Regions from separate parts of the Homo sapiens genome. Here all the other regions are linked to region 1. A link is a contact called in ENCODE Hi-C data. All regions are on one chromosome and are shown on one strand. Each heading gives the region's core, a stretch centred on a gene start or an enhancer-like site at or near the end of the contact. The rest is flanking DNA. Distances are from core to core; before and after follow the strand shown. Region 1 holds the start of STX11 (syntaxin 11). Region 2 holds the start of GINM1 (glycosylated integral membrane protein 1). Region 3 holds the start of PPIL4 (peptidylprolyl isomerase like 4).

Region 1 (3,106 bases), core at 345-2,844:
CTTTGAGGAATATTGGTCAGGTATTTTGTAGGATGTTCCACTACTGGAATTTGTTTGATATTTTTCTCATTATGAGACTGAGGTTATGGTTTTCCAGGAGGGAGACCACACATGTAATATGCCACATTCATCACATCATATTGACTACATGCCATCAATGAGTCACGATTGTTGACGTTGGCTTAGAACATCTGGCTGGGGTAGTGTCTGTCGGCTTTCTCCATTGTAAACCTACTGTTTTTCCCTTTCCACATTGTACTATTTTGGAGGAAGTCACTGTGCACAGCCTAGGGTACATGATCTACATAAATTATTTGGAATTATTCTGTATAGGAGATTTGTCTCCTCTCCGCCTTTTATTTATTTATTCAATTATTTATTTATATCAGTGTAGACTCATGGATTTTTTTACTTTGGCTTGTAATCCAATACTACCTTGTTTAGTTTACTTCGTTGCTCAAATGGTTCCATCTTTGGCAACTGGGAGCTTTCAGGTGGTTCCTGTGTCTAAACATTCTGCCATCAAGGCAGGATTCGTTCTTTAGTTTTATTTTTTTTCTTCTCATTCAATTGAGACAGCGTCTCATTCTGTCGCCCAGGCTGGAGTACAGTGGCGCGATCTCGGCTCACTGCATCCTTGACCTCTCAGCCTCAAGTGATCCTCCCACCTTAGCCTCCCGAGCAGCTGGGATCACAGCGTGCGCCACCACGCCCAGTTAATTTTTTTATTTTTTGTAGAGATAGGCTTTCACCACATCGCTCAGGCTGGTCTCAAACTCCTGGGCTCAAGAGATCCTCCCCCTTCGGCCTCCCAAAGTGTTAGGAATACGCGCGTGAGCCACCGCGCCCGGCCCGATTTTTCCTTTTTTGAGTATCACTTCCTTACTTTTCAGCCTCAGCCTTGTTTTTCAAGGTGCTTTACCACCACCTGGCACAATCCACACTTTCTATTTATCCCTCCCCGTTAAAGTGCCGGGACCTGGAGGGTGGGTCTTGGCAGTATTTTTGAGCGCGGTGGGCACACAAGGGGACGCTCAGTTGATATCCAGAGAATGATGAGCCCGGCGGGTGTTGAGGCCGACTGGAGAGAGGTTGGTCGGCAGGGTTCTGGGAAGGCGGTGCTCGGCCTCCGTGTGACCGCAGGCTCCTCGCCCGCGTCCTCGAGGGTCCCAGGGATGCAGGACCTGCCGCAGCTTCCGCAGCCACACCCACGCTCAGAGACGGCTTCCAGCGTCCTCGCCGCGGCAACGCACCGGACTGCAAATGTCACCAGCGCAGCGGGGATTCCCGGGGGAAGTCCAGCGCGCTCCCTGCCCTGGGGACCAGAGGACGAGCGGAGGAAGTGTCTTGGGCGGCAAACATCCCACTCCCCGCGCCGGTCCGCGCAGCCCGCGGGAACGCCCCTGGGCTTGCGGGAGGGGCTGGAGCGCGTCCCCGGCTCCGGGCGGTCCCGAGCGCATGGACTCTGGGTGGGGCGGGAACCCGCGCTCTGTGAGCCGGCTGCCGCCGCGCCCCAGCGCTGTCATCCCGGGGCGGGGCCTGGTCCCCAGCTGTGGTCGCTTCCTAAGCGGCGGGGGCTGAGCCGGCGGCGCCCAGATGCGGCCGCGGCGGCGCGGAGCTCGGGCGGCCGTGGAGGAACTCAGCCTCGGCCGCAGGAGGCGCCGGGAGCGGAGCCGCCGGGAGTCGCGCAACAGGTTTCCTTCTCCATCGCTGCGCCCACAGGGGACGCGCGCCCTGCCGGGAGAGGGGCTTCTCGGTTCGCACTCTCGCTCCCAGTCCAGGTTTGTTTTTCTCTTCCTGAGCCCCCATTTCTCTTCCTGACTATTTTCCCCGTGCGCGGAGAGATCGGGGAGGGCGGGTCGGGGCGGGGGCACTGTCTAGGCTCGGGACCCGCGGCTGTGCCTTAGGTGGGATTTTGGATCTGGCGCAGGTCCTCACGCCGCCTCTGGGCACCTTCGGAAACACAGCATTGGGTTTCTCATATAAAGCAGAATGATTTTTTAAAATTACTTTTAATTTCAGAGGCTGAGGGACTTAGGATTTAGTGCTTCGTAAGAATTATTTTAGGGATACCTGTTGGTAGGCTGCCTTTATAAAGTGTCCACCCAAGACTACTTTTATTTTAAATCGAAAGGCTGGAGTGTTTTTTTATTATCACCTCTTCACTTCCTAGTAGGGTGACTGTGTCAAAAACACCAGAATGGGTACTTCTTGACTTGAACTTGGCGGTGTCACTCAGTAGCCAGGAAAGACGGAGAAATTGATAGAGCCTTCGAGGAGTCCCTTCGAAGCCCACGTAAGACTTTGTTTTAGAAACATGGAGAGAAGTAGTGGCAATGCCTGCGAGAGCCACGCCGTCCTGAGAGGGAATTCTGCCTTTTTCTAGACTCCGCTGACACCAGCTGAGATCTGTATTACTTCCTGTGGTTCTCACGCACTTGTTTCAGCCGTTTCTCAGCAGAGGGAGGAGCTGTTATTTACAGGTATCCAAAAATGAGTCACAGGGCTGCTCTCTTAATTGTGAGACTTTGTTAATGAACTTTTGAAAAGCGAGGCTTGCTTTAAAATGAGACTCTAGATGTGAAATGCCTGCCCTGCCAACCTGGGGCAGTGGTATGGGAAGTGACGATTGAGTTTTCAGTTTCCTAAGGCGCCTGATGTTACAACATGCCAGTAAAGGTCACTGGGCTGATCTAAGATAACCATTGAAATCATGTGCTTTGCCACAGATGCCCAAGAGAAAATTAATTTCATTATTCAATGACCATTTTGCTGTCATTTTCACTGCATGGGAGAAAGGTATCATTTAATGTGGTGATTGTAAGTAACTCTCTAAAATCAAAATATTTCAGACAGTTTGTGTTTACTAAATTGGTGCTAAAACCACATGATGATTTTTGAAGCGGGTGGGTCCCAGCGGGAGCAGAGAAATTTAAAAGTTGAAGCTGACAAGTCCTATTGCGGTGGGTAACAGCCCTTAGGAAGGGACTGCACACTATCTCAACACGGTAGAGAAGGGGACACCATCTCTACTGGAGCTGAGTTGAGCTGAATTCAGCCTCAAACAACAGTTACCAGGTACCTTCTCTGTGCCAGCCTCTTCCCT
Region 2 (3,106 bases), core at 607-3,106, 5.4 Mb after region 1:
TTAAGGTTTGGCCACCCTCTTCCTGGAGCTCACATCTATCTGACGAGACAGATAAACAATAAAGAATAATGGACAGTTAGACCATGGGAAAGGCTTTGTAAGAAAACAGAGAGCCTCAACTTTACCTATTATCTTTTCATATAGACGTACTTTGTAACCTTATATTACTAATTCAAATTATACAGATCCACATGTCATGTTTTCTGACTTCCAGATTCTTTTTTTTTTTTTTGGAGACGGAGTCTCGCTCCACCGCGCAGGCTGGAGTGCAATGGCGCGATCTTGGCTCACTGCAACCTTCGCCTCCTGGGTTCAAGCGATTCTCCTGCCTCAGCCTCCCTAGTAGCTGGAATTACAGGTGCGTGCCAGTATGCCTGGATAATTTTTGTATTTTTAGTAGAGATGGGGTTTCACCATGTTGGCCAGGCTATTCTCGAACTCCTGACCTCAAGTGATCCACCCGCCTCGGCCTCCTAAAGTGTTGGGATTACAGGCGTGAGCCACTGCACCCGGCTTCTAGATTCCTTTTTTTTTTTTTTTTTTTAATAGACTCAGGCGATCCTCCTGCCTGCGTTTGCTGCATAGCTGGGAGTACAGGCACAAATGACCACGCCCATCTCCAAATTCATTTTTAATTCCAGCAGTAGGAAAAAAAGGAAAAGGCCAAGTTTGCAGATGGAACCCAGAAGTGTGTGGGGCTTCGCTGTGAAATCACTTGTAGCTTAACAATGGCGTGGGGAATCTCAGAGTAAGCCCGGAGTTAGTTGAAAGGAGTCTTTAGCCAAAACGTTTATAATTTATTCTGGGGCGGGGCCGGGGGAGGGGGCGGTGGCGGTCAGCAGGCCTGTGGGAGGAGGGTGTTCAAAGGAGTAAAGGGGGCTCAAAGAGAGAAATAGATTCTTGTTTCCTTTTTCATGTCAAAAGTTTTATTTCATGTCAAAAGTTTTATTTCAAAGGAAGACTAAATATTACTCTTATTCTGCCTGAATGGCCAAGTTTCCAAGTTTTTCTCAATCAACATGCAATCCTGTTAATCTAAAATGCTTGAATTTCTTGCTACTCTGCTTTACAGGGTTCCGTAACTTTTTTTTTTTTTTAAATCTGCAAGGTGGAAGAAAAGTCTAACACTTTCACTTTAGAGTTACGATACTGACCAAAAAGGCACTGACAGCCCAGGTGCGCTGGCTTCCTTCCAGCTGAGCGCTGTCCCCGCGCCGCCTCCAGGGGTCGGCAGAATGCTGAACAGTAAGCATGGCGCATCCTCAACCTTGGCCCCACAATGAATCACCCGAGAAAATTAAAAAACCACCAGGGCCCGAGCCGCAGCCCAGGCTGGAAAGTGGGGTGTTCAGGAAGACCCCAGTACTTTTTAAAGCTGCCCGGGAGAGTCCCACGTGCAGCCAAGGGTGGGGAATTACCCACTTAATAAAAACTTCCCCTGTAAATGCGATGTTTCATTTTTAATGTATAACAGTTTTCTGAAATATTACCGTTGTTTTCATCGTATAGGTACATGTACATGTGCACACACAGACACATGCATGTGTGTAAATACTAATTTTAAAAATAATGGTTACGAGGACATTTACATCGCTCCAGTTGGAGTCCTGTCCAATCCTGAGGGCGGGTCTAATGAGGGGCCGTACCTTCCAAGATTTCACTCCGCCCCTCGACGCCGCGCGGCGCTGCGCGTGCGCAAACGCCTTTCCCTGGCGAGCCGGATCTCGGAGCGTCCCCGCGCCTCTCCGCGGCCGCCCGGGGAGGGGAGGGCCCGTCCCGCCCCTCCCCGTCTCTCCCCGCCCCTCCCCGTCCCTCCCGCCGAAGCTCCGTCCCGCCCGCGGGCCGGCTCCGCCCTCACCTCCCGGCCGCGGCTGCCCTCTGCCCGGGTTGTCCAAGATGGAGGGCGCTCCACCGGGGTCGCTCGCCCTCCGGCTCCTGCTGTTCGTGGCGCTACCCGCCTCCGGCTGGCTGACGACGGGCGCCCCCGAGCCGCCGCCGCTGTCCGGAGCCCCACAGGTAGGGCAGGGCGGGCCTGGCTGGCCGCTTTACGACTCCGACTCTCCGGGAGGCCCGGGCTGTCCACAGTGACGCTTCCCACATCCCACCGGCGGGCAGGGGCGGGGGTCCGGGCCCCCGAAGGAGGTGTGGGGAGAAGCACCCCAGGAAATGGGGGCGGCGTGGGAGGCCGAGGTAAGAGGAAAGGGACCCACTGGGGCTGCGTCGCTGTGAGTGAGCCTCGAGCCACTCCACACCGACTCTCCGGCGGCCCAAGCCGGCGCGCGACCTGACGGGGCTTTGCCGTCGAAGCGCGCGGTTGCCGGTGATCAGGCCTTCGTAATGGCGCCTTCCCGGGGTAGAGCCAGCGCTTGGGCAAGGAATGTTTGTGTGCTCGGGAAGTGTGGAAGTTGCCCACTTCGCGCATTTCCAGGCCACTTGTGCCTGCTCGGCCTGCGATCGCGAGGGTCCGCCGTTCCGAGGCTGCGGGGCTCCGCCGGGCTCAGGTGGGCAGAGGGAGAGACCTGGCCCTCGCGCGACGTAATGTTTTTGTCGGATGTTGGAGGAGAAGTTCTCACGGCGGGGCGCGATCGGCGGTGTCCGCATCCCCTGGGGACTCAGCCCGGCCTCTGGGGGCGGGGCCCAGCAGTCCGGGTTGGAGAGTCCTGCAGGTGCTTCTGATGCCAGCTGAGGTGGGAGAATCGAGGCATCCTAACATTAAAACGTGGCTGATGCTCACCATTCCTGCCGTAGAGTCGTGCCTACCTAGGCCAGTATCAGCCTTTTTTCAGTAGAATGGTAGGGAAAAGTTTGAATATTTTAAAGAGCAAGTGTTCTGAGAATGACAAGAAACTATGTCGGTACACCTCTTCCTAGTCAAGACTTGAATATGAACACTCTAAATACAAAGGCGAAGGGCACGGTAAGTGTCACTTTGACCAACAAGGTGAAACCCCGTCTCTACTAAAAATAGAAAAATTAGCTGGGCGTGGTTGCAGGTGCCTGTAGTCCCAGCTACTCGGGAGGCGGAGACAGGAGAATTGCTTGAACCCGGGAGGCAGAGGTTGCAGTGAGCCGAGATCGTGCCACTGCATTCCAGCCTGGGTGAGGG
Region 3 (3,106 bases), core at 203-2,702, 5.4 Mb after region 1:
TAAGACACAGCAGAGGAACCCTCAGGTAACTCTGCTTAGAAAGGAGGGAGAGCTTCAAAGAAGAGATGATGCTTGATCTGAGATTTAGATAATAAGTAGTAAGTTTGCCAGAAGGACAATAGTGGAGAAGAATATTGTTTAGAAGAAACAGCAAAAGAATGGTAACAATGGTACGGGAGAGTTTGTAGTGTTTTCGCCAGGTGGAGAGGAGGGAGGAATAGCTGCGTGCGAGGGAAAGCGGAGCACGGCAGGAGGTAGTTATTGTACAATATTGCAACTTATTTCACCTTCTTTGATAGGCTCTGCATTCCATGTGGGTAGGACCCTGTTTGTAACTAATCTCTCCTGGTCTCAGTTTCTTCCTGACTCTGATACATTCTCCACACCGCTGCCTATTATCTTCTCAAAACAAGTATGCCATGCCTCAATCCTGCTTTTAAAGTCTTCAAGGACTCTGATCATCAGTAGGGCACACAAGACTATTCACGACTGACCTAGGCGTATCTGACCACACTCGAGTCTACCATTCCACGACTCACACCAGTCCTTCCAGCCACACCAAACTACTTGCCGTTTCCAGAAAATTCCAAACAAAGAAAGTCCAAGCTAAGAAAACCCTCATTCCCATTCATCTTTGAAAGAACTAGTTCAAGTGTTCTATATAGTATTCGCTAGCTTTGCTTCTTCCCACCCCCCACCAAAGAAGCCGCCCTCTTCTGGTTTCCGTGGCAACTTACACATTCTTCTACCATAACACATAGAAAACTAAAATGGGTTCCTGTGTCTACTTCCCCCAGTGGAAAAATCAGACCCTCGGGGGCAAGAAGCCAAGCCCAGGACTTAGCCCAGTGCCTCGAAGGCTCAGTCCACACTCCAGACAACCTCTTCCTCCTCCACCTAAGCGGTATGCCCACACTCGCTGCGCCAAGCACACCCTAACTGCCTTCATCAAGATTTAACCGATTACACACCAAGCAATAGTTCCTATGTTCCTCTCACGAGTAAACACAATAAAGGCACAAAAGCTATGGGTATTGTATGTGCAGCTCGAATCACACACACACACGCCCCACACACACACTCCCAAAGGCAATTAATGACCGCAAGCACCGTCCACCGGACTGGCCAACACAAAATACGGGAGAAGGGCTGCCAAGGCTCAAACGAATTCCCGTCACAAAAACTTTTCTAGCCAAGGCCGGTTAATAAAATAGCCCAGTCGCGGGCACCAGCAGCCCAGAAGCTCGAGCTCTAGCCAATCTCTGCCCTGGACTGCGCAGAGAAGGGAAAGTAGGGAGACAAGCTCGGGGGCCCCGGCGACAGGTGAGTGGGGCTCAAGCCTCACCACGCGGCCGTTCTTCGGTGTACAAGTCGATGACGACGTCGCCTAAAGTGGTCTCCAGTAGAACCGCCATGGCGCCCGCTCCTCCTCCGCTACAAACCCCGGGAGGAGGGGGGTGACAGGCGCAGGCCGACGGCGTCGTCTACGCCACGCGTCACCCTCGGCGCGACCCCTTTTGCGTCATCTCGCCGGCGCCGCCCCCGGTTCCGAGCAGTTCCTTCCGGTCGGCGTGCGGGCGCCGGGCTGCCCAGCTGACTTACGGATCGGGTTGGTCCCGCCCCCGGCGCGGCCGTTTTGAAAATCCTGGTCCGCCCTTGGCGATTTTGGTGGAAGCCTGTCCCTCAGAACGGTCTCAGTATAGTGTTTTGTGCCCCGTTTGTGTCCGTCTCAAGAGCAGAGCGGCCCTCCGCGCGGCCCTTTTATCCACCAGGGGGCGCCCGCGGCGGGATCTTCTCTCCACCTATTTGGGCGGACTCCTCCGGGTTTCCTCGTCAGTCTCCTTTTCGCAAAACAACTTTGGGCCTCTACTAGGGGTTTCCGATTCTAAGAACTAACATTTTGTTTTGTTTTCTGTTTTGAGACAGGGTCTCGCTCTGTTGCCCAGGCTGGAGTGCAGTGGCGCGATGTCGGCTCACTGCAACCTCCACCTCCCGGGCTCCAGCGATTTTCCTGTCTCAGCCTCCCAAGTGACCACAGGCGCGCGCCACCACGCCCGGCTAATTTTGTTCTTTTATTTTTTGTAGAGATGGCGGTCGGGGGAGGTGGTCTCACTATGTTGCTCAGACTGGTCTCAAACTCCTGAGCTCAAGGAGTTCGAACTCTTCCCGCCTTGGCCTCCCGAAGTGCTGAGATTACTGGCGTGAGCCACTGCGCCTGGCCAAAACTAACATTTTGCCATGCAAGTTTATTCCCCAGACACTCTTCTGGGCAAGCCTGTCACTCTTTCTTATGACATTTTACACATAATCTCCAATAACTTCACATCTGACGAAAAGCCAAAGCTTTTTTTTTTTTTTTTTTTTTTGAGACGGAGTCTCGCTCTGTCGCCCAGTCTAGAGTGCAGTGGCGCGATCTCGGCTCACTGCAAGCTCCGCCTCCCGGGTTCACCCCATTCTCCTGCCTCCGCCTCCCGAGTTGCTGGGGCTACAGGTGTCCGCCATCACGCCCGGCTAATTTTTTGTGTTTTTAGTAGAGACCGGGTTTCACCGTGTTAGCCAGGATGGTCTCGACCTCCTGACCTCGTGGATCCGCCCGCCTCCGCCTCCCAAAGTGCTGGGATTACAGGCTTGAGCCACCGCACCTGGCGGAAAAGCCAGAGCTTTTATAATGATTTACAAGATCCTCTCCTACCCCATCCTACGCCATCTTCTTATTCCTCTGAAGCCACAGTAGACAGTTTGCTATTCCCTGAACACTGCTGACATACTCCTGCCCCATGGCCTTTTCACTTGCCTTGGTTGAGGGACCTCTTCCTCCAGTTATTTGTATGGCTCCCATTCACCTCCTTCAGGCGCTTTGGCGTCGGTCACCCTGTCAGTGAGGCCCTCCATGGCTGCCATAATTAAAATTAACCCCACAGACACTTCTTTTTCTCCATATAGCTTTTTCTCCAGAGTACATTTTACAATCTAACATGCTATTTACGAATTTGTTTGTTTGTTTATTGTTACTAGAATGTGTGTTCCAGGATATTCCATCTTGTCTGTTTTGTTTAAAGCTATATCCCTAATGCGTATGACAGCCTGGTACACAATGTGCAAATAA

What was found. A loop is a pair of places that touch in the nucleus more often than their neighbours do. Pooled maps may share reads with other maps.
Region 2: a pooled map shows a loop between it and region 1 (7-fold over the local background). The contact joins the promoter of GINM1 here to the promoter of STX11 in region 1. A Hi-C loop is called at or near these places in 5 of 50 pooled maps.
Region 3: a pooled map shows a loop between it and region 1 (7-fold over the local background). The contact joins the promoter of PPIL4 here to the promoter of STX11 in region 1. A Hi-C loop is called at or near these places in 2 of 50 pooled maps.

The regions. Positions count from the first base shown.
Region 1 is chr6:144,148,923-144,152,028 of GRCh38, forward strand. It overlaps STX11 (syntaxin 11), which reads left to right and starts at 1,595. Exons shown (of 2, transcript NM_003764.4): 1 at 1,595-1,781. RefSeq lists a silencer at 1,282-1,721.
Region 2 is chr6:149,564,519-149,567,624 of GRCh38, forward strand. It overlaps GINM1 (glycosylated integral membrane protein 1), which reads left to right and starts at 1,857. Exons shown (of 8, transcript NM_138785.5): 1 at 1,857-2,016. The coding sequence starts at 1,897. RefSeq lists enhancers at 1,024-1,153, 2,404-2,453 and a silencer at 1,584-2,133.
Region 3 is chr6:149,544,591-149,547,696 of GRCh38, forward strand. PPIL4 (peptidylprolyl isomerase like 4) reads right to left here and starts at 1,453. Exons shown (of 13, transcript NM_139126.4): 1 at 1,346-1,453. The coding sequence starts at 1,415. RefSeq lists enhancers at 1,343-1,642, 2,346-3,022.